Linked DNA regions of Mus musculus: region 1 is linked to region 2. Evidence: chromatin loops called from intact Hi-C (ENCODE). Cell type or tissue: heart. All regions are shown on one strand. Each heading gives the region's core, and the rest is flanking DNA. Links, peaks and the distances in the headings are about the cores only. Region 1 has its middle 32 kb from the start of Gm6551. Region 2 holds the start of Thpo (thrombopoietin).

The links. A loop is a pair of places that touch in the nucleus more often than their neighbours do. Peaks named below come from ENCODE experiments on the same cell type or tissue, not always from the same donor. Only the 100,000 strongest peaks of a DNase experiment are listed, where the experiment ranks them.
Region 1: it touches region 2 in a loop (2.2-fold over the local background); 4 of 42 quality-filtered maps call a loop at or near these places.

Annotation. Positions count from the first base shown.
Region 1 is chr16:20,888,822-20,903,745 of GRCm38, reverse strand. No RefSeq gene overlaps it. Among named protein-coding and RNA genes, the nearest start is that of Gm6551, 32 kb to the left of the region's middle. In heart, for the core only: a CTCF peak has its summit at 7,781 (motif pointing right); no DNase peak of the experiment used is centred there.
Region 2 is chr16:20,730,579-20,743,810 of GRCm38, reverse strand. It overlaps Thpo (thrombopoietin), which reads left to right and starts at 13,213. Exons shown (of 6, transcript NM_001173505.1): 1 at 13,213-13,232. Chrd (chordin) reads right to left here and starts at 10,684. Exons shown (of 23, transcript NM_009893.2): 1 at 10,516-10,684; 2 at 10,177-10,280; 3 at 9,675-9,804; 4 at 9,410-9,538; 5 at 9,225-9,324; 6 at 9,038-9,125; 7 at 8,553-8,694; 8 at 8,312-8,440; 9 at 8,148-8,230; 10 at 7,918-8,065; 11 at 7,668-7,774; 12 at 7,428-7,547; 13 at 6,746-6,902; 14 at 6,249-6,469; 9 more. The coding sequence starts at 10,663. The coding sequence ends at 1,834. In heart, for the core only: no CTCF peak of the experiment used is centred there; DNase peaks (open chromatin) are centred at 9,790 and 10,700; H3K4me3 peaks cover 2,524 bases; H3K27ac peaks cover 1,899 bases; H3K27me3 peaks cover 3,546 bases.

The sequences.
Region 1 (14,924 bases), core at 5,027-10,026, 160 kb before region 2:
ATAAGGAGGAACGACTTCCAGCTCCTATTTTAGCCACAAATCATGGTGTTACTAATGACATAATTCTTGTCTAGGCCTTGCTAAATCTGAGGTTGATAATTCTCCTTTAGGAGTTGCACAGTACTCAGAACTGTGCATACTGGTTCGTAATCATGCGAATACAGTATGGGTATCGCTTGGTGCAGAGAACTACTGCAGGGGAAGGTCCAGCTTGACCATTTCTGAGTTTCCTGTGGGTTATACCCAGTTTAAAATGGAGGTTGGTATCTAATTTTGGCTAAAAACCAAAAATATCTACGGCTCTGCCTCCCCTCCCCAAAAGATACCAAGAGTCACAGGTGTGGGTCGTGACAGCACCCACGGGAGGAATCGGGTCAATGTCCACCCAAGCCAAGGTTAAAAGCCCACTCATCTACAGATGAGAAAATCATTTGATCACCTCAGTTAAGCATTGCCTTATTTAACTTAATTAATAGGGGGGAGAGAGGTTGGAGACCATACTGTCTTCACTGCCTCCCACCCCAAAATAAAAAGCCAATTGGCCTTGTACTACGGAGCCAGTCATACCCCTTCTCCCTGTTTCCTGCCTGTCATCCAAAAATGCGGAGGAATATCAACTCAGTGTTATTCTTAATAAAGTGTATTTCAAATTTGTTCAGTCAAACTTAGCCAGTTACATTCACAGCATATCACATCTGAACCAGCGCTCGGCAGCCTCGCTCCGGTGGCTCCTCACTGCCCAATGACGGACAGACAATGGAGAATCTACCTGGATGGACAGCTGGGCTTTGGAGGTCTGTGTTCTCAAAAGTTGGGAGAAGCCAGAGTTGGTGGTTCACAGTTGTAATCCCATCATTCGGGAGGTGGAGGCCGGAGGATCGGAAGTTCAAGGCCATCCTCAACTCCATAGCCTGACGACTTCCATAACCACCATGGAGTCCAGGGTGGTCACTATGGTATCTGGAAGCCATCTCCTTCCTCTTGGACACTGGGGCTACTTACTTGGTCCTGACAGAGTTTTGGAGACCCACTTCTCCTTTCCCTATTGTGGGAGTGGAGGGACAGCTTTACCACCCTCACCAGACCCCACCACTTAGTTGTATTTTTAGGGGTGTTCCTCTCACTCATTTCTTTTTGGTGGTGCCAATGTGTCATGTACCCTTATTGGGATGGGATCTTCTAGGTAAAGTGGGGACCTTTATTTCTTTTGCTCTTCCCCATTTACCTAAACCCAAGCTCGCCAGCAGACCCTCTCCTCCTCTTTCTAGCCACCTAACCTACAAACTCTAATGTGTCATTTCCTTTCCTAGCCTCTCAGGTAGACCTCCGAGTCTGGAACATCCAGAACCTTTATGTTGCTAAACACCATTCTCCTGTTGTCATCCACTTATGCCCACCTCTTAATATTTCCAGTTGTCTTCCTCAACCAAATACTAAGCACTTCTTATCTCACTCCTTCACTGAAACCTTAAAGGAACTATTATCTCATCTTTCACACATTACAGGAGGGCCTCAGGCCATCTATACTTGGTATACAGATGGCAGCTCCTTTTTAAATGAAGGAGCCAGAAGAGCTGGCTATGCTACAGTGTTGAACACAGAGATGGTTAATGTTGTGATTATAAAAAGATAAAGAGATATAAGAATATGGTCTATGGGGTGTGGCGAGGTATGGGGGAAGGGAGTGCCTCGCTGGGCCCATTCCAAGGAATCCCTTCACCCTGAGGGACCAGCCACACAATATAGCATGGAATATAGTTTATTTAGGGCATGGGGAGGGGAGTTAAGAGAGTAGTAGAGGCAGGGAAAAGCAGAGAGAGGGAGAGAGTAGAGAAGTAGAGGCCAGCCATGACCACATAGAGGAGGGAGGGAAAGGGGGGGAGACAAGAGGGCAAGGGGCAAGAGAGAGACAAAAACAAGGGGGGGGGACAAGCAGCCCCTTTTATAGTGGGCCAGACATACATGGCTATTGCCAGGTAACTGTGGGGGTGGAGTCCAGACAGAATACCAACATTCCCCCATTTTGGTTTAGTTTAAAAAGAAAAAATTAGAAAGAGGTGATGGCAAAGCAGGAATAGTGTCATCGTGATATCTGGCTGCTTCATGCTGACATTGGGGTGACGTGTCTCTGGGGAACCTAGAGGGATGGGTATGGGGGATGTTTGTCCAATCTTAGGAGAGTTGGCTGCTTCCTTGCTGTCCAGGGTCTGGGGAGCCTTCTGAGGATAGGTCAGAAGGAACAGGTCCAGTAAGAAGTGTTTGTGTCTGAGAGGGTATCTGAAGGTGGCCCTCTGGAGCTCTCCTGGATGTAGTAAGTGCCTGGACTTGACAAGATGTTGAAAATTATTATTATAGGTAGGGAATAAGATTAAGTAAGTTTGGGAGAAAGGAAATTTTTTCTTAAGATGTACATTTGAAACCCAGAGGAATCCCATCTTCTGGACTAGGTTAGGCAGATGTTCTTATCTGGATGGAGCCTATTGGGTCCATGAGAAGTAGATCTGAGTAGGTTTTTTGTAGCTTATAAGTTTACGAAAGAGATAACAACATGAGTTAACAACATGAACAGTCTTTAAGATGAGCCTTTTGTGGAGCAGAAGAAACAAGATTAGAAAGTTGGATTGTATAGTGGAATGTTTTATTAGAGTTAGACAAATTTATAGAAACTCAGATAATATTAGGACAGTGGCATAGCAAGAAGAAGAAATATGAAGCATTTAATTAATGGAAACAGTTTAGGTAAGGAGATAAGAGATTACATCTGTGAAAGCTTTGCTTTTTTAGCTGTCAATGTGGTCAGAAGTCTGAAAAAGTATGAGCAAAGAGATATATGGCTAGGGCGAGGATAAGAAAGTTGGCAGCAGTGGCATAAGATCGTGGTGACAGAAAATGGGTTTGTCTAGGCAGGTTCAGGCTTGTGACACAAACTGAGCATGCAGGCCATGAGAACAGTCCAGAGATGTGGGAACGTGGATAGGTAAACGCTTAGGCATAGGGGACTTTTTCCATTTACCAGACTGCTGGCAGTATGTGTGAAGATCCCTTAAAATATATGTTCGAAGACATAGCAGCACCCATTGGGGAGTTACTGAATTTTTCATACCAGTGTTCCAAGAATAATTCAATAACCAAAAATTCCAGCCAGGCTAGAGGCCTAAGTTGTCACTAAGTCCCCCTAGAGGCTAAAACTCTCCACATTTGCAGGGGGTGGGAAGGGCAGCAAGAAGTAGGGTCTCCACCAGGGCGTGGAGCCAAACCTGCTTCTCAGGCAAAGTCTAAGCTGGGGGGGGGGGTAATGGCACGACACATGGGGGCTAAAGTCCAATGCTAAGAACTGGTGCTGCTGAACCAGAGAGTAGTTGTCCAGGTCCTGCCTGGAATTCTCAGCCTTGAGAAAGAAACTCTCCAAGGAGAGGGAATTCTCACCCAAGGAAAGAGTCCTAAAACAAGGGTCAGGGTAGTACAGGGGTAACTCCACGCTCAAGAACTCTCCCCTGGGACCATGGATGGTTGTGGGGTTTACAAGGGAGCATGGATCTCTTGTGGTGATTGAGCTGAGAAGGGATGCAAACCTGCAGAGTTTCTAGATCTGAGTTACAGTGCCAATGTTGTGATTATAAAAAATATAAAGAGATATAAGAATATGTTCTATGGGGTGTGGTGAGGTGTGGGGGAAGGGAGTGCCTCGATGGGCCTATGCCAAGGCATCCCTTCATCCTGAGGGACCATCCACATGATAGAATATCATCAAAACTTGGAATATAGTTTATTTAGGGCATGGGGAGGGGAGTTAAGAGAGTAGTAGAGGCAGAGAAAGGCAGAGAGAGGGAGAGAGTAGAGAAGTAGAGGCTGGCCATGACCACATGGAAAAGGGAGGGGAATGAAGAGAGAGGGGGAGCAAGAGGGCAAGGGGCAAGAGAGAGACAAGAGTAAGAGAAGGAAGAGGGGGCAAGCAGCCCCTTTTATAGTGGACCAGACCTACCTGGCTATTGCCAGGTAACTGTGGGGGTGGAGTCCAGACAGAATACCAACACCATTAAGGCACAGGCCCTCCCTGCCCACACCATCAAACAGGCTGAACTAATAGCTCTTTTCCTTGACTTTCAACTGGCACAGGGACAATCCCTAAACATTTATACAGACTCCAAATATGCTTTCCATATCCTCTTGACCCACACTGCTATCTTGGAGGAGCTTGGGTTACTTACGACAAAAGGAGGATCAGTAACTAATACAAACCAAATTATGGCCATGTGAAAAGCCTCCCATCTCCACACAGCTATTGGAAATGTCCACTGCAGATCCCACCAGATACATGACTCTATTGTCTCCAAGGGAAACAACCACACCAACGAAGCAGATAGAGCTGCGGCCTCTAGGGGTCTAGACTTGCCTCACCCACCACAGGACATTCTTACACTACAACCCACATCTCCTCTCTCACCCCCTGACACTCTATCCCATCATGCCAGCCAAGCAAGTCTTATTTTGTTTTAAACAAACAAACAAAAAAAATCTACAGCCTACTCCCAAGGACTTACAATTCTTAAAAATCTATCACTGCCCCTTGCAAAAATCTGTCAGATGTCAGACTCTAACTCCACATATTGTAGTATCCCTTTTCCTACCCATCAGGCTACAGTGTCCCTTTCTGGAACCAACTGGCAACTTGACTTTACCCACATGCCCACTGTCAAACACGCCAAGCCATGGTCCAGGTCTTTGTGGATACCTTCTCATGGTGGGTGGAGGCACTCCCCAACAACTACAAAAGGGCTCAGACAGTCTCTCATCTCCTCCTTTGAGAGATCATTCCCAATTTGGAGTCCCAGCCTCCCTCTGGTCAGACAATGGTCCCCAATTCACCTCCCAAGTTTCTCAAACTCTATCTAAAGCCTTCAACATCCCCTAGAATTTTCATGTTTCCTCTCACCCCCAGTCTTAAGGAATGATAAAAATGTCTAACTGTTGCCTAAAAAGGACTCTTGTCAAACTGTCACGGGAACTTTACCTCGACTGGGTAAAACTCCTACCCCCGGCTCTTTTTAGGCTATGACCTCTCCACAAGTGACCTCTTCATCTCACCTTTCAAACTCATGTTTGGATGTCTGGTCCTAACTCCTGGTCTTTCACCCAAATACTCCCCCATCCCTGATCACCTACTCACCTCACTACTGTGTTACATCTGTTCTTTCCTATGGAACTTTGCTGACCACAGTCTACCACAGCCACACACTGATCCCTGCCCACTTCCTTTCAACATTGGAGACCAGGTTCTTCTCTCCCCTGCAGACCACTGGCCCTCACCTCTCTCTCCTAAATGGCAGGGCCCCTTCAAAGTAATTCTCATGACTCCCACAGCTGCTAAACTTGAGGTCTCACTGGGTCCACCTGTCTCACCTCAAAACTCTCACCCCTCTGCCTCAGAATGACTCTTCTTCCTACACATCGAGGACAACAAGACCCTCCTTTCTAAAGTGGACTTTGGAACCACCCACCTTGTCCCCAATCTCAGAAAAATGAGACTCCACTCTGGCAGCTGCACTCGACCCCACTGGATTAGACATGGGCTTCTCACCCTCTCCCTGATGTTTTTTTTCCATTCAGTGTAGCCCTTAAGTCTGGAGATTCAAGGTTTGAGAAACCCCCATTGATAACAAACAGTCTTTCCAAATAGGGTCAGAAAACTGCTCCATAGCCGGATGCCAGGAGCCAATCCAGACTGCTATCATCCCTATATCCACCATTGCATCAAAATATTATGACCTCTTGTCTGCTTCCTCTTTGACCAGACAAAAAAATGATTGTTAAAAAAATGGCCAGATGAATATGGGGGCTGCCATCTTGCCAGATACATATGTTAGGATCACAGACCAATCACTTCTTCTATCAACACCACAAGACTCTCTTCTTCTATGTACAAAACCCATGAAATCCCAGATGGGAGACAGGAGTTGTTGATAAGCTCTACTGTAAAAACCAATCTGGGTCCCCAGTTGAAAATATGTCTCAATTGTCCAACCTCTAGAAATCTAATAAATAGGAGAAGTAATTAAACACTCCTCCAAGGTCCTTACTTCCTTGACATTCCTTCTTATAAATGGTATTAACTTGTCATTTCACCTTTTGCTTCAGACCCTGACCTAAGCCTGTCAACTCCTTAATGTCACCCAACCTGGCTGCTTTAAATATTGCTGGCTATGTGTACCCCCTGGAATTAACTCATAGTTGCCACTTACAGCTTCTCCAGTGACCCTGCCAAGTAACTTCACTTCACCTTTCATCAGCTGCTCCTACTCTGGTGTTGCCAGGACCCCATACCTTTTCTCTATATCTCTTTTTTGGCATAGCAGACTGTGCTAAGATATTCTGTAGGAATGCTAAGCTCCCTAGACTGCAATAGAACCATAACCTTTAATACCTTATCTCTGCCACAGTGCCCTACTGTCCAAAATATATCAATTCTCTTTGGTACTCAGGTATATCATCATCTACCTGCCAGATGATCAGGAGTATGTATGATCAGGAGTTTGTATGTTGGTGTTCCTTTTCCCTAAATTAGGAGTAATTCACAGAGAAGAGCCTCTACCAATCCCAGTTTTAGACTCAATACCTGCCCAACACAAGAGGGCAGTTCAAGTCATACCTCTCCTAGCTGCTGTGGGAATAACAGTCTCCCATTGCCCTTTCTAAAAGAACACATAAACCTGATACCTCATGTATGGTCTGAAAATAATCCTCCAGGTCTGGCCTTTCACTTGCCTCCTGTTCTGGTAGGTTCTGATAGGTCTGAAAGCTGCTACTAAGCTCTATCTAGGTGAAGTCATCCAGGGTTTCAGGCCCCATATTAATAGCCTTCGTGATCATGGGTTCCTCATTCCCTGTCATTTTCCCTGAAACACACCTCTGCTGCCAATTACAAAACCTGGAGGACAAAATTATAGATTAGTGCAAGACCTAAGAGAGGTAAACAAAAGGGTGGAAGATATCTACCCAACAGTTCCAAACCCATATACACTCTTGAGATCCTTACCACCTGACAGACAAATCTATACAGCCTTGGATTTGAAAGATGCTTTCTTCAGCATTCCTCTATATAAGAACAGCCAGATACTTTTTGCCTTTGAATGGAAAGACCTGGAGAATGTAATCAGCAGACAGCTGACTTGGATGAGACTGCCACATAGATTTTTTTTTTTTAATCGCCCAACAGTGGCTGGAGAGATGGCTTGGTGGTTTAAAGCACTGATTAAGTTCAATTCCCAGCACCCACATGGTGGCTCACAGCCATCTGTAATGGGATCCTATGCCCTCTTCTGGTGTGTCTGAAGACAGTAATTCTGTTCTCACATAAAATAAACAAACAAACAAATAAACGTTTTTTAAAAACCCATCCAACATTTTTGATGAGGCTCTCCGCCAGGACCTACATGAGTACAGGCAGACTATGCCACAGGTTTCTTTGCTCCAGTATGTGGATGGTTTGCTTTTGGCTCACACCGATGTAGACTCTTGTATGGAAGCAACCAGGTCTCTTCTAGAAACACTGCAGGGACTGGGGTATAAGGTCTCAGCCAAGAAGGCTCAGATCTGTGTGTCTGAAGTGACCTTCTTTGGTTTCCAGCTAAGGGGGTCAAAGAAGTCTTTCTCAAGCACATAAAGAAACCATCCCAGCCATCCCAATACTTAAGACCAGGTGCCAAGTATGGGAATGCCTGGGGTCAGTTGTTTTTTGTAGACTCCGGGTACCAGGTTTTGCTGAGATAGCTAAACCAGTCTATGAAGCCACTAGGGGGCAGGAAGAAACTTTCATATGGACAAAAGAAAATGAGAAAGCTTTCCAAGAATTGAAATTGGCAATGTTATCTGCCCCAGCTCTAGCTCTGCCTGATGTGACTAAGCCCTTCCATTTGTTTGTGGATGAAAGTCAAGGCATTGCCAAGGGGTACTGACACAAACCTCAGGCCCCTGTCAGCGACCAGTGGCCTACCTATCTAAGAAATTGGACCCATTCGCAGTAGGATGGCCAAACTGCTTAAGGATTATAGCAGCCACTGCCTGCTAACTTAGATGCCCAGTGCAGATTTCACTATGTACACTGATGGAAGCAGCTACATGGAAGACAGCATCAAATATAGAGGGCCAGCAGTGGTGGATTTGCATAAGACATTCTGGGTGTCTCCCCTCTCAAATGGGACATCGGCCCAAAGGGCAGAATTAATAGCCCTCATTGAGGTGCTTAAGTTGGGCAAGGACGAGGTGGTTAATATCTACACTGATGGTCAATAAGAATTTGTCACTGTGCGTATTCATAGGGCAATATATCATGAAAGGGGACTATTGATTGTAGAATGAAAGACAAAAACAAACAGGAGATCCTAGATCTCCTAGCTGTTCTATGGCTCCCAAAGAAATTGGCCACCATACACTGTCCCTGACATCGACAGGGACAGACCCCAGAGGCCATCAGTAATCATAAAGCAGATTGCTGACTAGGGAGGCCACCAAACAGCCTCTCCTACATTTGTGAGTGACCTTCCCAGACCTGATCCTACTTAAACATACAACCTACTCCAAAGAAGGTGACCAGGCTTACCAACTCCTGCCTAGTTCCTACACAAAGAATGGATGCCAACACACAACAGATGGAAGAAAGATTTTCCAAAAACTTTGGGCAGAACTTTGGCTCAAGATCTTCATGCCACCATTCATCTGGGAATAAATAAGATGAAAGGATTAATATCTAAAAAGTTCTTTACCTCAGGGCTAACCAAGGAATTGCAGGACACTGTTTCCTTTTTCTTTCTTTTTTTTTTTTTTCCACATGGAAGAGGTTTATTGAGCAGGGATGGGGGTGGCGAAGCAGGTAGAGGGCAGAGAAGAGGAAAAAGAGAGAAAGAGGGAGGAGAGAAGAAAGAGGAGAGAGGGAGAGAGAGAGAGAGAGGGAGAGAGAGAGAGGTGTGATCCCCTAATTTATACAGAAAATGACGTCACACCAGTGAGGGTGAGAACTGAGCCAAGTGGATTGTGGGATTGAGGGTCATTGCCCTGGCAACGCAGGTCAAGGGTCACATAGTAAGGCCGGAGCTTGGAGTGTCCTGGTGCTAACATTCCTCCCTTCTTGTTATTATAAAAAGAAGGGAAGAAAAAGAGAGGGGAAACCAATGGTGAAGAGGGAATAAGGACGTTGTGTTTCTTAAGCTACTTCCTGCTGTTTAGGGGCGTCATCACTTTTCAGGGTGTATCTGGTCTTCACCATAGGAATCCGTTTGGTAATAGTCTAAATCAGGCTCTTCTATGGACAGTGATTCCTTTGTAGGCAGCGGCTGGTAATCCTGTAGCAGGAGCTGATTAACAGTTTGGTTAGAAATTTTTTGTACTTGTCACTGAAAGAATATAGAGATGAGATTAATAAGACAAGGGGCGATTGAGACATATTTTCTCTGGATGTGGATAGTACTTACTGGAGAACTGGTCTGAGTTTTGCAGTAGAGCTTACCAGCAACTCCTGTTTCCCACCTGGGATCCCATGGGTCTCGAATGCAGAAGAGTGTCTTGCAGAATCAATAGAAGAAATGATTAATCCATGTCCCTAGCCTGTGTATCTCACAAGACCAGTATGGGCAGCCCCCATACTTGTCTGGCCATTTTCTGCAATAATCTTTTGTCTGATCAAAGAGAAAACAGGTATAGAGGCCATAATATGCGAATGGAGTAACAGATATAGGAGCGATGGCAATCTGGATCGGTTCCTGGCACCCAGCTATGGAGCAGTTTCCTGATCCTATTTGGAAAGTCTGCTTGTTGTCTGTGGGCGTTTCTCGAACTTCGAATCTCCAGGTGTAAGGACTGCCCTTGATGGAAATGAACAGCAGGGAAAAGATGAAAAGGCCACAACTAATCCAGTGTCTCGTCCAGCGAGGTTGGGTTTGACTGCCAGAGTGATGTCTCATTCTCTAGGATGGGAGACAAGACGGTGGTCTTGATGTCTTCCGGAGCTTAACAGGGCACCATCCTGTTAGGGTTGATGTGTAGGAAGAGGAATCATCTTTAGGTGGGGGAATGAAGGGTTTCAGGTGAGACAGGTGGACCCAATGAGAGAGTCCCTCGAGCTTAGCAGCTGTAGGAGTTAGGATTACCTTAAAAGGACCCTGCCATTTTGGAGAAAGGGGTGAAGGCTGATGACCTGGAGGAGATAAAAGAACTTGATCTCCGACATTAACAGGTAATGGGCAGGAGACAGAGTGTGGTGGAGGGAGGTGATAGTCAGCAAAGTGCCATAGGAGAGAACGGAGATGAGAAAGTAATGGGGTAAGCAAATGATCTGGAAGGGGAGAGTGTTTGGGCAAGAAGCCAGGAGTTAAGACTGGACGTCCGTACATGAGTCAAAAGGTGAGATGAGGAGAGGTCGCTTGGGGAGAGCTCACAGTCTGAAAAGAGCCAGGGGCAGGAGCTTTACCCAGTCAAGATGAAGTTGCTGTGACAGTTTAACAAGAGTGGATTTTAAGGAGCGGTTAGTTCTTTCTACCTTGCCTGAAGATTGAGGGTGGTAAGGGATGTGAAAGTGTCAAGGAATGTCTAGGGCCTTAGATAGGATCTGAGAAACTTGGGAGGTAAATTCAGGTCCGTTGTCTGATTGGAGAGAGACCGGAACACCAACTCAAGGGATGATCTCTCGGAGAAGATCAGAAACTGACTGAGCCCTTTCATTAGTTGTGGGAAATGCTTCTACCCACCCTGAGAAGGTGTCCACCAAGACCAGGAGGTATTTGACACGTCTGACGGTGGGCATATGGGTGAAATCAAGTTGCCAGTCAGTTCCAGGAAGGGAACCTCTAGCCTGGTGAGTGGGAAAAGGAAGGCCGCGATACCTTGAGTTGGAGTTAGATGTCTGACAGATTTTACAAGAAGCAGTGATAGATTTTAGGAAACATAAGTCTAGTTTCTTTGACAGGTATGCCACAGGTGCTAAAGAAGGTCCTATTTGGTGGCCCAAGGCTCCAAGGGCAAATCCCTTCTTTTCTGTTACATAGAGGCCTAAGGAGGGCCTGTTGGAGCCTTTGAAAGGGCTTGGTAATAGGTTTTAAAAGAGGTTCATGGGTGGGGCCTATGCTGCTTCATATAGAGGTCAAGAAAGAAGAGAAAAGGAAGGGACCCACGAACGTAAAAAACTGGCTATCCCCAAGAATGACAACATTTCTTCTTTTGTAGTCGGAACAGTTAGAGATTGAATCAGATCTTTCTGTCTAATGTAATAGCCTTATGTGTCGGGGTGATTGTTAGTCCCAAATAGGTAACCTGAGGAGTGGACAGTTGGACTTTAGAGGGCGAGACCCTGTAGCCACGATTAGAAAGGAAATTCAGAAGAGCCGAGGTGTCAGTCTGGCTGATTTCTAGAGAAGGACTACAGAGAAGGACATCATCTACGTAAAGTATGAGCTTAGATTTAGGAAGAGACAGAGATAGTAGGTCAGAAGCTAAGGCCTGCCCAAATAGGTGTGGGCTATCCCAGAATCCCTGAGGTAAAACAGTCCAGGTCAGTTGGGTAGAAAAGTGGGTATCAGGATCTGTCTAGGTAAAAAAGCAAATATGTTTTGTGACTGGACATCTAGAGGAATAAAGAAAAACGCATCCTTAAGATCTAGGAGTGAGAAATGGGAAGTACCTGAGGGGATAGTAGAAAGAAGTGTGTAGGGGTTAGCCACAACCGGGTGGAGAGGAACCACTGCAGAGTTAATACGTCTGAGATCCTGGACTAAACGATAGGCACCATTGGGTTTCTTTACTGCCAGTATAGGGGTGTTAAAGGGAGAAGAGGTAGGGCGAAGGAGTTTGTTTCTCAACAGGTCAGAGATGATCGGCTTGTGTCCCCTGAGGCTCTGGAGGGAGAGAGGGTATTGAGCCTGGGTGATATACCTGGTAGGATCCAACAATTGGATGACAACAGGCGAATGGTGTTTAGCGACAGAGGGGTTCTGGATGTCCCAGACTCGGGGATCCATCTGTGAGGCTGGTAAAGGGAATGACATAGTATTGTTAGTAGGTTGGTTGGCTAAAAGGAGGAGCAGAGGAACTGTTGGTGAGCTTGAGTTCAGGCGAATATGGGGAGCAAAAGAAACAGAGGCTCCCAGCCTAGGTAGGAGGTCTCTTCCCAGTAATGGGACAGGACATGTGGGCACTACCAAAAAAGGAATGGGTGAGAGGCACATACCTAAAAATGCAATTGAGTGGTGGGGTCTGATATGGGAAGTAAGAATGTCCTCCTACCCCAACAATAGGAAAATGAGAGGGAGATGTGGGCCCCCAAAACTCCGTTAGGACCGAGTAAGTGGCTCCAGTGTCCAAAAGGAAAGAGATGGGTTGCCCACAGACCACGATGTCTACCCTAAGCTCTCTGTTCGTGATGGCAGTGGTCGGGTCAGAGGAGCCTGGGCCTCATCAGTCAGCCAAAGCCAAGCCTAGGAGACCGGTTGGAGGGCTATCTGGGAGTGATGTCCTCCTGTTTTGCGTAACACGGGGGCAATCAACAGCCCAGTGTCTCTCTTGATGGCACCTAGGGCATGGCCCCCTCGGCTTGTGGAGAATAGGGCAGGCTTTGGCCCAATGACCTTGTCGACCGCACCTGTAACAGGTGCCCGGTGGTCCCTGGGTCTTAGGAGACCATGAGCTCAGGGTAGCAACTGGGGCTGGTGGGACAGCCTTTGCCAGCATATTGTACTTCTGCTTGCTAACCCTCTCATCTCTTTCATGGTATATATACCTTGAAGGCCAGTGCCAAGACTTCTGCCTGTGGAGTCAGGGGTCCCCTCTCCAATTTTTTAAGTTTAGCTTTTATGTTGGGGTAGCTCTGGGAAAAGAAGTAAGTCATTAAGAGTTGTTTACCCGGGGGACTTTTGGTATAGCATTGGAAATGTAAATGAGCTAAATACCTAATAAAAAATGGAAAAAAAAAAAAAGAGTTGTTTACCCTCTGGGTTCTCAGGGTCCAGATTGGTATACTGTAATAAAGCCCCTTTAAGGCGTTCTAAAAACTGAGATGGATTCTCCTGTTTATCTTGGACAACCTCTTGAAGTTTTTCAAAATTTACCGACTTTAAAGCTGCTTTTCTCAGACCCGCCAAAAGACATGTAACAAACCTGTCCCTGGCTAAAATACCATCTGCAGAATTATAATTCCATTGAGGATCCAGGTCAGGTACTGTCTCCACTCCGATCTGTTTGATAAATCTTGTCTGCATGCGCTCTTGCTTGTTCCCAAACTCGCCCACATTCCTCGGGAAGCAAATTGTTAGTAAGTATCATGTGTATATCATGAAAAGTCAAGCTGTACGACTGAGTGATATACTGAAATTCTTTTTTTTTTTTTTTTTTTTTCGAGACAGGGTTTCTCTGTGTAGCCCTGGCTGTCCTGGAACTCACTCTGTAGACCAGGCTGGCTGGCCTTGAACTCAGAAATCCGCCTGCCTCTGCCTCCCGAGTGCTGGGATTAAAGGCGTGCGCTACTGTCCTGGAACTCACTCTGTAGACCAGGCTGGCCTTGAACTCAGAAATCTGCCTGCCTCTGCCTCCCGAGTGCTGGGATTTAAGGCGTGCGCTACCACGCCCGGCAATTCTGAAATTCTTTGATAAAGGCAGAAGAATTAGAAGTATAGGAGCCCAATCTCTTCTCTATCTGAGAAAGTTCGCTCAGTGAGAAGGGACCGTGTACTCTGACCAGACCATCTACCCCCACAACTTCTCTTAAGGGAAGGACAGTCGCTGGGTCGGATTCTTCTAGGGGTGGAGAGCTTGGGGTTTTGGTCGTGGCCTTAGAGCGAGTGATAGGTGGTTTGAAAGTTGGTGCTAAGGTAGAACGTTTGGAGGGACCTGCAGTTGGCACAGAAGGAGGAGTGTTGGGGATGAAGTCTCTGGGGAGTCTCGGTGGGGGAAAACCGAGGCAGCAGTTTGGGTTCTAAATGGCGCAGAAACAGACCTACGGCAAAAAGGAGATGGTTCATATGCTGGGTCCAGTATCATAGTATCATCTAGTGGGAGTTGTGCAGGATTCATGGCTAACAGAAGTTGAGTTGGAGAGCAGGAAGAACACATAGCGCGATTGGAATGGAGATGAATGAAAGATTTAACATAGATAACCTCTTCCCTGGCAGTACCTGTTAAGATCCTTTAAAACAACTGGTTCTAAAGTGCAATTAAGTGACCTTTGGGAAGCATTATCTAGTAAGTATTGAGCCCCAACCTTATTGCAAAGAATCAATCTCGATGCCCTCAAGGGGGGTCGTCAACTTCAAATACTCGAGGTTTTCTAGGAGGCATCCCAGCGGTGTATCTGGGGGTACGTTTGAGGATATGTTGTTGCCCATAATCTGGAAGTTCCTGGTGTACGGACCAGTGTCCTGAGAACAGCTCAGAAACCAAAAAGGAAATTAACCAAGCTGGAGTGCCCAAGTCGCCACGTCTAGTGGCTACTCATTAAGTCCTGGACTTACTGTGGAAAGTGCTCCACCCTGGCCAGGGATTTCAGCCGGCCGCTAGGGCCCTGAGGAGAAAGAACAACTTTCGGAAGAACAAGATCCAGATGGGCAATGTCTCCGCTTCTATGTCAGATGGAACGCTAGCTGCAGGGCAGTGGGATTCTACCGCGGATGGTGTGTCCTGTGCCCGCCACTGCATCCACTGGGGTGCCCCCTCCTGGGCACACCAGGCACTGGTGGCTGTTGGCTCTTTCCGCTTAATCCAATCCGAGTTACGGTGCCATTGATATGTTAATATAATATAATATTAATCTAGAAATATTTTGAGCGGATAGACCAGACAGCAGACCAGGCCAAGGTGATTCCACGTGGGAGAGGTTTATTGAGCAAGGATGGGGGGAGGGGGGTGGCAAAGTGGGTAGAAGGGCAGAGAAGAAGAAAAGGAGAGAAAGA
Region 2 (13,232 bases), core at 8,233-13,232:
CAGGAATTTGAAGAGACCACACACAGGACTGGATTTCTTAGGTCATCATCCCACTTCCCTAGGGACTGAGGGAAGAACCTAGGACTGCTGGCTTGGCTAGGATGCGGTCTAGGATGGGAAAGGTATTCCAGAGGCTTCTGCCTGTGTCCATTCTGTTCACACATTTGCTCAGCTGACACTTTGAGGCCTGCTTTGAAGCCCTTCTGGGGCTCTGAAGCTAAAGTTAAGGATGAGCCCTGTCTCCTGCAGGCACCAAGATGCCTATGGGTCATCCTTACTTAACTCATAGCTCCCTCCCTGGTAAGGACAGTATGGCGGGTAAAACCTTATCTCCCATCATGGACACCTCATGCTTTGCCTATGTTGCAACCCATTCTGAGTCCTTTTGCCTTCTCATCCCTGACTGGCTGTCATCTCTGGTTCATTCCTGTCTGAACCTCCCACTATGACAGCAGAGGCTAGCCCTGCCAGCTATCCCCATATCTGTCATGGCTTCATTCACAACCTAGCCCCTCCACAAATATCCTGCCAAATACAACAAAAGCCCATTGCCACCCTCATACCAGCCAAGCCCCAGAAATTCCACAGCAACTACAGCACTTTTTCTACCAAATTCTGGCCAGGTACTGGGCTGCACAATGTATGTGCTGTGGTTGCTTCCCATGATGCAACCTGTTTTACAAAGGAAGCAGGACACGTTGGAGTGAATTATCTCAGTGAAATAACTGCAGAGCTACATACACTCAGAGCTTTGAAGGGCTAAGATGGTGATTGTTAGCTACACTTTCAGCAGGCCTAGTGCTAACAGCTGTGACTTTTTCCTTCCTCTGTACTACCAGATTTATCCGGAATTATTTATACATGCATGTATATGATTTCTAAGATACTGCCCTTGTTTCTCTAGAACCATGGGACTGACGGCTGGGATGAGAGGAAATGGGAAAGGGCAAGGGAAGAGGTCTCCTGTTACTCTGCCCACCATAGCACTTTTTCTCATGATGAGCTCGGTTTTAACTAAATCAGGGCTAATCCCTATTCAATCTGATGTAGGATTGCCCCTGAACTGATCAACAAACAACTTTTCAGGAAAGAATGTTTAGCTTGCTTTAGACAGAAAGTAGAGACTGGAAGCACTTTGGTTTCATTCTGGAGTGGCATGAAGAAACATGGCATCAGCAAAAATGTCAGCTATGGGTAACTCAACTTGAGGCTACCAGGGCTCTTGCTGCTCCACCACCTTCTATGGACAGTTGTCTTTATGGAACCTAGATATGCCAATCAAGTCAACATCTCATTCCCTAAGCCCTCCTAGCTCCCAGGTCAGAGAGACTCTAGGCCCAAGGCTCCTCTCTTATTTTGGTCTGTCAGATCTTACTCTACTGGCGCCCACTGGGGTCCTGGCCACAAAGAGCCTACCTCAAACCCAAAGACTGAAAAAAAGATGTTTTAATAAATACAAAAAAAAATCTCTAATAATGACTCTGCTCAGCTCAGGGGTAGCAGGAATGGTGTGAGGGAACCCTTGGTGCTGAGTGAGGATAAATTAAAGAATCCCAATAAGCCAGTGGTGTTCTGTACAGAAGAAAAGAGTTAAGCTTGTGGGACAGAGGCCAAAAGAAAACAGGGCAGGAGTTCGCATGGATATGGCCTTGGTCTGACCCAGCAGTCTTTCCCCTTGTAGACTTGTGGTTCCCAGAGGTAGTGGGGGAGGAGAAGAAGCAGAGCAGAGGCACGAAAGGCACTGGGTTCCCACAGGAGAGTCGGGGTCCTCAGCACCACTCCTTCTCCCAGCTCAGGCCCATCCTCTTGGTCATATGGCCTTCTGGATGCTCCCTAGGAGTGCTCCGCTTCTTTCTCCAGCTCTGGAAGGGTTCTAGTCTCAGAGGCTGCTGAAGACAGAAGGAGATGGGAAGCAGAGAGGTCTGGAAGAAGACACGGGAGTGGGGGTGGGGGGCAGGCAGCACATCTCTGCTCCAGTCCCAGAAAGGACCAAGTTGTCCAAGAAAGTCAGCATACACCACCTGCAGTGTGGTTGCTTAATTCCTCTGAGCTTCAGAAGTCTCATTTGTAAAGAAACAACAGTAAGTGAGAAGCCTGGAGAGGTAGGCTGGGATTGCACTTATGAATCAGACTCATAGTTCCTACCTCCATGGGGCACCCTTCCCTCCCAGAGTCACACAGCCAGCCCACACCATCTGTGGCTTCCTTCACTTACACCTTTGGGCTGTGCAGTGGGAACAGCATCGACTCTCCTTCCCTGAGCCACAGGATAGCGGCGGTGAACAATCGTCCCGCTCACAGTGGGGTACCCCTGCCTGGTGCAGAATGGAGAGATACTGAGGTTCCTTACAGGACACTCTAGTCTTTAGCCTCTTCAGGAAAAGCCATCTCCAGGACTCTCCCTGAGAAGGTTTTCCTACTCTAGGCCAGGCAGTACTAGCCACATCACACAAGTCCTTCACTTACCCCACATCTGCAGGTAATACAGCTCATCTCCCCAAAGGGGGGCACTGATGGGTGCCAGCTCTGATTCTCTGGGAACCACTGCCCAGCAAAGCGACACCCCCGAGGCCCATCAGCCTGCATGGGGTCTCCCAGCTTGGCATTAGTCCCTGACCCTACTGGGGAAAGAAGACAAAGTTAGACAATAAGGGTCAACCAACTTTAACTTTTCTTTGAATTCCCCTAGCCTAGTAGTTTCTGGTTCTTGATAAGTGATAAATTTGGATGGATAGGTGGGAGATGGATGAGTGAATAAATGGATTAATTACAGATGGAGTAGATAAATGATTATGGATTGATGGATGGGTAGGTGGATAGATGGATGTGGTACAGATGGAGTGGATAGATAATAATGATGAATGGATGGGTGGGTGGGTAAATGGATGGATGGATGGATGGATGGATGGATGGATGGATCACAGATAAAGTAGATAGATGATGATGAATGGGTAGATGGATGGATGGATGGATGGATGGATGGGTAGGTAGATAGATGGAGTGGCGAGATGATGAAGGATGGATGGGTAGATGGATGATGAAGGATGGATGGGTAGATGGATGGGTAGGTGGATGGATGGATCACAGATAAAATAGATAGATAATGATGATGATGGATGGGTAGGTGGATGGATAGGTGGGTGGATGGATGAGCAGGTGGATAGATGGATGGATTACAGATGGAGTAAATAAATGATGATGATGGATGAACAGACAGACAGACACATAGGTAGATAGGTGGATGGGTGGATGGGTGGGTGGCTAGATAGATTACAAATGGAGTGGATAGATGATAATGATAGGTGGGAAGATGGATGGATGGATAGATAGGTGGATAGATGAGTGAGTGGATGGGTGGGTGGCTAGATGGATTACAGATGGAGTGGATAGATAATGATGGATGGAAGGATGGATGGATAGGTGGATAGATGAGTGAGTGGATGGGTGGGTGGCTAGATGGATTACAGATGGAGTGGATAGATGATGATGGATGGAAGGATGGATGGATGGGTAGATGAATGGCTGGGTAGGTAGATGAACAGCTAGGTTGATGGGCCTGGAGCCCCAGTCAGCTTACTGCATACATGCAGAACCTTCCCACTGTTTTTAGGGTGCTGACTCCAGGGTGGGTATGAGCAGTGCCCAGCGAGTGAGAAGTTTCTGAGAAGCTCCGTTCCATCCCCATCATGCACCCCCAAACAGGTCAGGGCCTACCCAGCCCCTAGAGTGAGGCCTCAATGACCAGGCCTCTCACCTGGACACTGTTTGCAGCAGTCGGTGGGGTTGGCACGGACAGGCTGAGCACAGGCCAGGCGAGGACACTGCACCTTCTCACAGTGCACCTCTCCCGTGGCCCCCTGTAGGCAGGCACCCATTGAGAGAGGGTGTCAGGCGGAGGGACGTACAACCGTCACACTGCTTTCTCTCTCCTTTCCCACCTCAAGTCAAATATATGTGTGGCCAATGCTCAGAGGCCTGAGTTTGCCCTATATATCTGAATCCAGTCCTCATTGTATATAGGATGGCATATTTGCACACAGGGGAGGAATGGGGAGCTTGGGGAAAGTTCAGAAATCACTGAGGGTCACGTGAACTCAGTCAGCTGACACAGCCAAAGCTTGTACCTGTCGGCTTTTTAACCCCTCCCACAGGAAACCTGCTCTCCAAACCCCAGGGACTGCCCCTCACAATACCATCCTGAGACCTCCTCATCAAGGACAGGCTTGCTCTCCAGGAAGTCCCCATCTCTATCTGTAGACCTGACTGGGTTATGATAGCAGGGAAGATTAGGCAGCCATACCTTGCAGGTGCAGACAGCACACTTAATTAGGCCAAAGGGGGGCACAACAGGGTGCCATCGGGTACCCGCTGCCCTCCAGCTCCGGTCACCATCAAAATAGCAGCCTAGAAGGAAAGAATTCCCAGCTGCCATTAGGATTGGTCTCACCAGTTGGGCATACAACCAAGCCTCAGGCCAGTCCCATACTAGCCTAAGCCAAGAGCCAGTAGACACTAAAGAGAACTATCAGACGTGCTTAGAGTCTGTGCACCTCAGCTTCCCCCATACACACACTCTATTGCCCTCTTGCTCCAACCCAATGGCTTCTTTGGATCTTCCCATCCCTGGACCCATAGTCCTCTCTTACCCTCTCCTGGCTCCAGATTTGGTAGGCTGGGGAGGTCTCTACTGCGTTGTTTCTCTGTGGAGACAAAGAAAAGGGTGAGGCAGAGAGTCGCCTTTGCTTCCCTCCCTAGAACATTCCTTTTCCATGAACGCCCCTCCACTACCTTTCCTCCCCTGCAGGACATTCACCTGGACACACGGGACAGCACTGGTCCAGTGCCTGCACCGGGTGGGGACAGCTTGGTGGTGGGCATACTACAGGGTCACAGATCACTGTTCGTCTCTGTAGAAAGGGGCCAAGGCTTTGAAGGTGTGTTGGGCCCCTTGCCCCAGACCCTGTAGCCAACTGTCCCTTACCCAAACATCCTACCTGGCAGATGCAGAGGGAGCAGAGTGGGTCATAGTTGGGTGCCCAGCGAGCCCCGTGGGGCCGCTGCTGCCCCTCGAAGAAACATGTGTTAGGATCTCGGGGTCTCCCAGGGCTGCCATGTTTGGCTGGTACTGGGGCTTCAGGGCCAGGGCCAGCAGGCAGCATGGGTGACGTAGCCGCCTCTCCATTTGGAGCCAAGGGCATCTGCACTCCTTCTGAGGCCAGACGCAGGCCTCCCGCCTCACACTGACTGGCAATGTGCACCTGGGAAGAGAGGGAAACAGGCCGGCTGGGTTCTCCTTCATGTCTCTATCAACCACTGCTGGCTGTTGTCAGGAGTGCCCAGGAGGAGACTCTGCCCTTCAAGACTCGTCCCAGTTGCAAAGCCAGGGCGTTAGGTTGACGACCTCCCTATGCAGCTGTGTGGCTTCATGTTTATCACTGGCAAGAACTTAATACTACCACCTCAGGGATCGGAGCACACAAGCAACTGCACTGTCCTCACATACCTGCCCACGTAGTTCTCCTCTGGGGCTACTCTTGGTGGTGATGAGCAGGGAGGCAGTGCCCTGTGCCAGGTGCCGCAGCAGCACAGGCTCCAGATCTTTTACCACGCCCTGAGCCTGCAGACAGACCAAGTAAGGAGTAGAAACAAGGCACATCAGGGTTTTTATATCATTTTATTTATGTGTATTAGCATTTTGCCTGGTGTCCATAGAGGCCAGAAGAGGGCATTGGATTCCCTGTAACTGAAGTTACAGATGGTTGTGAGCTACCAAGTGGGTGCTGGGAACTGAAACTGGATCCCCCAGAAGAGCAGCCACACTGCTGAGCCACCCCTCCAGCCCCACAAGGACACTTTGGGACACTTTAAGACACAGCCCATGGTCTCCAATTTTCAGATAAAGAAACAGACCCATGATTAAGGCCTTCTCACATTGGAGAAGAGCTGTGAGACTAGGTCTCTGCGACTGCAGCTCACACCACTTAAGAGGATGTGGTCCATCCCACCTACTACTTTTGTGGCTTGGGACCTCTGTCCTGGAAATCATTTAGGACAGAGGACACAAAAGAAAATGCATAGTAAAGCCTGAATCAGACTTACACCCAGGTCTGTCAGACACCTACAGCCGGCCAAGCCTGCTCTGTAATACCAGGCCACCTGCTCTCTCTACCACAACCACAGGTCCACATGGCCCTTCAAGCTAAAAAGGCAGAAAATTTCTAAGCTTCTTCCCATCTCTATGACTTTACCTCTGAGCCATAGAATCCCTTCAGCAGCCGCTGGGGCCCTGGCATCCCAGGAGGCCCAAGGAGGTGGGCAGTGACAGTTCCTTGCTCTGAGCCACCAAGCCCAGCCAATAGAACTTCATAGTGTAAGTGACAATGTGTATCCAAGGAGAGCCAGGCGTGCCCTGCTGCCTGACTCCGCACAGGGGGCAGCACTAGTGCCCCTGCCAGAGGCACAGGCAATCCTAAATCCAAACAGATGAGAGATGACACCTGAGATTGTGCTCTTAATCTCATCCTGCCCCACCCCAGATCTAGGGCTTGGGGAATAGCAAGTCTTAGCTTCCTTGCACAATGGCAACAGGGATGGTTGGCCAGTAGCTTCACCCTACACATCCCCACCTCTCTAAATGCCAACCAGAGATCAGACAGCTCAAGCTCTGGATCTCTGGCTAATTCTTTGGATGCTTGGATGGCAGGTCAGAGGACATAGGTGGGCAGGTAGACCATGAGGCACTCACTGTCATAGCGGGCACTGTGCCCACTGTAGCATAGGGCAGTCACATGCCCCCGAAGCTCTCCATCTGGGAAGTCCTTGGTACCAACATTCAGGAACAGCTCGTTCTGTAGCAGCATATGAGCCCCTCGGGCACCCAGCCCAGAGCACATACCCACAGCCTAGGGGTCAAAGAAGGATGAGCCCTCTCACTTTCAGATGCCAAGGGCTTCCCATATCTTATGCCTCCACCACACGTATATCCTTCCTCATCCCAATAACACTGGACAAGAACTTTGTAGGTCGAGTGTCAAGAACCTCCTCTGCCGCATCCTAGACATACCACAACCCTTGAAGAGTTACTCATCTGCGAGTCTTTACTTCTCCTTTATCAAAGGGTACTGGGAAAGGCAAAATGTACACAAAGGAGGCAACCACGTTCGTGCCTGACAGACCCCAAAAGTTCAATTAGTACTATCTCATGGGCTATTGCACTGTTCCCGTGAGTGGTGTTCCCTATTTCACTATGAGCTTGCTGAGAACAAGGTTTCTAGCCTAAGGTTTACCAAAACGTGTCAAATGAATAAAGAACTCATTGAGAGAACCCATGTGTGTGTGAACAGTACTACACACCCCTACTCAACCAACCTGGCTTCCCGCAGCCCATGTATTGGCAGCCCTGGCACAACTCTGCCTGGAGCCCTCACCATGTGTCCTCCCGGCTGGAGTCCAGCCATGTGGCACAGGACAGTGCGCTGGTTCTTCCGCTGAGGCTTGGTCTCCAGTGTCATGGCCACCACCTCGCTACCTGTACCTACCACTTGCACCTGGTGGGCAGGGTTGGGGAAAGGCAATTGGATTGCCAGCCAAGACCGAGAGCCTTTCCCCCTGAAGGTCAAGGCCTTGCCCTGCTGGCCTCCCTGCCTCCTACAGCTGCTGACTCTTACCTGATAGATAAGGGAGCCATTTCCTAGCAATATGAAGCTGGCTGACCCAGCAGCACCCGTCTGGACTGGGATCAGGGCATCAGCCCCACAAAGGACACTTTGAAGGACTGCAGGGGACAAGACAGGTGGCAGCAGGCTTGCCCACACCCAGACACCCAAGACCCCCATATGTATTTTGGGCTCTTCCTCAGCACACGTTTGTGCCTCTGAGTTATGTGTACCCACAGTGCCAAGCCCCACCCTTCCTCACCATCACAGCTCTGCCTGGTGGTGATGTATCCACTGATGCGTAGCTCTGGCCCACCCGCCTTCTCTAGGACCATCTGCAGCTCCCCCAGCTCCAACCAGTCCATCTCTTGGTCTGTAAGGCTGGGCAGCACCTCAGCAAAACCTGGCTCCTGTGAACAGAGCAGAGTGGGGTGGGCAACAGCAAGAGGTCAGAGTAAACCTCGGCAAGACACAGGCCTTCCTTTCCCTTACCTGAGCGGAGGTGTTGGCCTGGAGCTCCCGAAGTAGCTGTCCCTGGTGGAGAATCTGAAGCTTCAAGGGAGCCTGAGCTAGTCCTGCAAGCACTGCACATGTGAGCATTTCTGAAAGGTGAGCACCCGCCCTACGCCCTCACATACATCTTCCCCATCACTCACCTCCCAGCAGACCCCGGAAGAGCAGCAAAAAATGCAAGGAATCTTCTGTGTCACTGAGGGTGAGCAGGGCTATGCCCCCCACACCCCGCTGCAGTGGGTCTTCCAGGGTCAGGATGGCACTGAAGGTCTCTGGGGAGTGTTAGACCATGACAGCCATAAGAAAATCCTCTCTTCAGTCCACCCACCCTTGGGTTATTGAAGGCTCAGCTCTTGACATCTGAGAACTGCTCACTCCCCTTACCTGCAGCGAGAGCACCCTGCCAAATGAGAGGCCCCCAGACTTCTCCTGAAGGGTGAGTGGATGTCACAAGGGCTACCCGAAGCTGCTCTGCCCTCAGGAGCCTCACAGACAGCCGAGGCACTGCCCGCCACACCCCACAGACCTTGAGAGAAGAGGGAAGAATGCCTACTGTAATTATGCAGGACAAGCCACCTAAAAGACCCAGGTCTAATGAGGAAGGAGCATGGAAGGGAGACCCCAGACCCTCTTAAGAAGGACCCATGAGCCTTGATTTTAAGTCCTGGCTTACCACTTACTAGCCAAATGACCTTGAACAAATCACATTCTGCTATTCTGAGCCTCAGTTCCCTCCTCTGTAAAATGGGCATCATAATGTCAGGGCCTTTCTCCCACTGGGCTGTTGTGAGAACCAAAGGAGGCAATGCAAAGCATGCTCTCAGCAAGTGCCGATTTTGGATAAGCACTCTTAAATGGCATCATCTCACCAGGCCATCCTGGGTGGGGGTTGCAGGGTGTTCAAACAGGATGTTGCCTGTGGGATCTGTGAAACGAACCCTGCTGGGACGGTCCAGCCTGTGAAGAGAGGTCCAGTGAGACTGGATCTATAGCCTACAGGCTCCTCTTTATTGCCCCCTTTACTACTCCTAGTCCTTGCCCTTTTCCCGGTCTCACCGCTGGTAGGAGACAGAGAAGCGTAAACTTGAGCGCAGCAAAGAGACTCGAGCACGAGCTACCGCCTGCGACCTCGGTCCTGTCAGCAGCGCCACAAAGTCTTCGAGAAGAGAAGATGGCCTGAGCACTGTCAAGCCTTGCCGCGGGACTCAAACTTCATCAGGCCCACCTCCACCCCAGCCTACCTGTGTGGCCATCAGCACGGGTCCGCTCCCCAACGCCGGGTTCCCCTCGATCACTGTAACTGCGATGCTCTGGATCCCTTGGATACTCGAAGACCAGGCCAGCGGGCTGTGGATCTAGATTGCTGCGCTCTGCATCCGGGGTAAGGAATAAGACGGCTGGCTTCAGAAAGGTACCAGGAGGACCAGTCCTCCTCCGCGATGCAAGTCGTACAGGACCTAGTGTAGAGCCTTCCACCCTCCTAACTCCGGGCACAGCGGGCCTCACCCTGCGGGCAGGTCTGGCAGCAGTGTCCTGGCAGCTGGCGCGGCTGCCTGCAGGCCAGGGTGGGGCACTGAGGTTTGATGTTCTTGCAGCTGACCCTGCCAGGACCCCTCCCACGGCGAGCCCACTGAGGCTGATGGCAGAGAACATAGGAAAATTAAGGGAATGAAACCATCAGACCCCAGGGCTGCAGACAGTCAATTCTGCTATTTACAAGTTACATGGCCCGTCCAAAGTTTCTTAACTTCTCTGAGCCTCGGCGTCCCTGTCTGCAAAGTAGAACTAATAATGTCATTTATCTAGCAATACTGTAACGGGAGGGGGGAAGTTGGCTAAAAGCCAGTCACATTGTGGGCGATCAATAACTGTCAACACCGCAGACTTGAAAGCGGTTTCCTCCGATTTGCGGACCAGCCTTCCCCTGAGCATCTCCGAGTCTACTACTTAGGACACCAGCGTTCCGCTACCCTCTAGAGTAGGGCAGGCAGCTGCGTTATCCACTCACCGCTTCACAGGCGCACAGCACGCAGCGCATCACCCCAAAAGGCTCCCCCAGGTCCGGGTGCCACGTCTCGTCCAAGGCATAGACCTTCCCGCCGAAGGAGCAGCCTGCGGGGACGGGCTTGGCTGGCGGCCGCTGTCCGGTTGCTCGTGCCGTAATGCCTGCTCCGGGCTCTGCCCGCCAGGCCCATGGTCCCTTGGCACCGTGCACCTCGCCGCCTCTGCTTTCCCCTCCCACCCTCCCGCTGCGCGAAGCCACCTGCGCCCGGGGCCCTCTCCCTGTGGATGTAGACTTGCCAGGAGTCAGACTCCCCTCCCGCACCTCCCCCTGGAGCCCACCTACCTGCCGCTCCCCGGACAGGCAGCGGCTCCTTCTCGGAACGGATGGGCAGTGCTGGGGGCTCAGGGCCAGTGCCACTGGCCGGCCGCGAGCCGAGCAGCAGCAGCCCGAGGAGCAGCCGCGGGGCCGGCGGGGCCGGGAGGCTCGGCATGACGCGGAGCAGACAGCTGGGGAGGCGGGCGGGAGGAGGGAGCAGGAGAGGGAGTAGGGCCGGACCGGAGGCGGGCCGGCAGGAGGGGGCCGGGGCCAGGAGGGGGGCAGTGGCGAGGGGCTCGTCTCACAGTCGCCTGGTCGGCTCCCGGCCGGGCGGGGCGGGAGAGAGCGGGCGGAGGGGCGCTGACCCGGGCCGTACTCCACTTTAGTGCCCTAGGCGCCGGCTCTGGCCCGTTTTATGCCCGCGCCAGGCGTCCGGGCCCGGGGCCTCCTCTTCAGCAAACGGGGCGCGGCGGCGGCTCCACAAGGAGCCCGGCTGAGCCCGGGGGGTCCGGCCCAGCAGCAGCGGCCGGATCGCGAGTGGGGGAGGGGGACAGGCTGGGACCCGGCAGGGGAGGAGGGAGGGACTGGAGGAGGGGGGAGCGGAGTGGGTAGGGGGAAGGGAGGAACTAGGGGGCGCAAAGAGGGAGAGGAGAGGCGGGCCTCGACACCCCCACACACGCTCCTTGCGACCACCCCTGGAGGTGGTGTCCACCCCAAGACCAGAGGCTCAGGCTAGTGAAGGGCAGAGGCTGAGCCTCGGGCCTGTGGCACTCTTGAACGAGATGGGCCGCTGGAGGATGAGGACTTGTCTTTGAAAATGACACCGATCCACCCCTACCTAGGACCCACAGCACCCCCTTCCTTTCACTCTGGCTGTATTCCTATTTCCCTTCTAAGGTCTCTCCTCTTTCTTCACTTCCCAGGGACAGGAACCTAGCCTGTGCTTCCCAGAATCAAGCAGTGCTTCCCTGAGTGGAGTCATAATTCACCAGCACCCCAACCTGCTCTCAAGTCCATCCAACTACCACCTCTGGCTCTCTCATGCTTTTCCTTCATCCAAGAGATGACCCTCTTCCTCTCCAGCTCAGTCCCCACCTCCTTTGTCCTGCTTTTCTAGACAAGCCTCCCCATCCTACACACACACACACACACACACACACACACACACACACACACACACGCGCGCGCGCGCGCGCGCGCGCGCGCACCGTTCTTCCCACTATCCCAGCACTAGGCTTCCTAATCTTAGAAGGCATCTCTTATTCAACTGGAGAATTCCGGGATCCAGGCCATACGCCTCAGTAGATAGCCCATCCTCTCTGAGGCGCAGAGAAAGCCTGAGGAAGACAAGGGAGAGAGGACAGGGTCAGGCCACAAGGTCCCTGAGGACAGAGACTGTGGGGAGACAGGGACTGGGGAGAAAGCACAGGAGCTAGAGCCAGGGCCAAAGGAAGAGAGGAGCCAGCAAAGAGGTATTTGTGGGGGAGGCTCGGCAGCTGTCCTTCCTAAGACAGGGACAGATGGGCCTGGTTATTTCTCTTGTCACATGTATAGTGGTAGGACTAGAAGAGGATCATTGAGCAATCAAGGGCAGGCTTGCCCACAGAGCTGAGGGGGTTTAGCGCTCCAGGTCCCTGTACCCCTAGTAGAAAGACTGAGCCCAGTCAATCTGTCTGTCTGTCTGTTTGTCTGTCTGTCTGTCTGTTTTAAATAAGATCTCATTATGCAGCCCTGGCTCACTAGGTAGACCAGGCTAGCCTTAAACTCTCTGAGATCCACCTACCTCTGCCTCCCAAGTGCTGAGAATCAAGACATGCTCTGGGCTCAATCTTTTGGAACTCACTCTGTAGACCAGGCTGGCCTCGTACTCAGAAATCCACCTGCCTCTGCCTCCCAAGCGCTAGAATTAAAGGAGTGTGCCACCACTGCCCAGCTCTGGGCTCTTTTTTTTTTTTTTTGTTTTTGTTTTTTTTTATTTATTTATTTTTATTATATGTAAGTACACTGTAGCTGTCTTCAGACACTCCAGGAGAGTCAGATCTCGATGGTTGTGAGCCACCATGTGGTTGCTGGTATTTGAACTTCGGAAGAGCAGACGGGTGCTCTTACCCACTGAGCCATCTCACCAGCCCCTCTGGGCTCAATCTTAACCAAACACATATCCCTTTACTTCCCGGGTCCCACATATTGTCCATACTGTCTTTCTGATAACGTGATCATTTTCTAATATAGGCAATACCTACTTTGCCAGTTGGAAAGGGGAAATGCCAGGAAAGACACTCCTCTGGAGCAGGGGAATATAGAAGGAAAAGCAAGCAAGCCAGCATGCTGTCAGAATTCAGCAGCAGGTATACTGTTCAGGGAAAAGAAATTTGGAGAGCCAGGAACTGAGACTTCATCCATCTAAAACAAGACCTCTCTTTCCCAGAGAGAACCGTATTCTGCCAGATTTCTCCTGGACTAACCCTCTTCTCTCTCTCACTTAGGTCCCAGGTTCTCATGTCGCCAGGACATGAGACAGTTCCCGCTATACAAATTCTCTCTAGAGTGTGTGTGGGTGGAGGAGCTGGGCTCTATTCATGGACCATGGTCCAGCCATGGGCTCTAGTCCCAGTAGACAGGAAAAGAAGTCGTCATTTCCGGGGGAGCCTTCACCTGGGCTTGGTGGCTCTCTGCTCTCTGATTGGGCGGAAGTGGCCTGGGCAGGCTTGTGACCCTACTACAGAGGAGGGGCTGTACCCCAA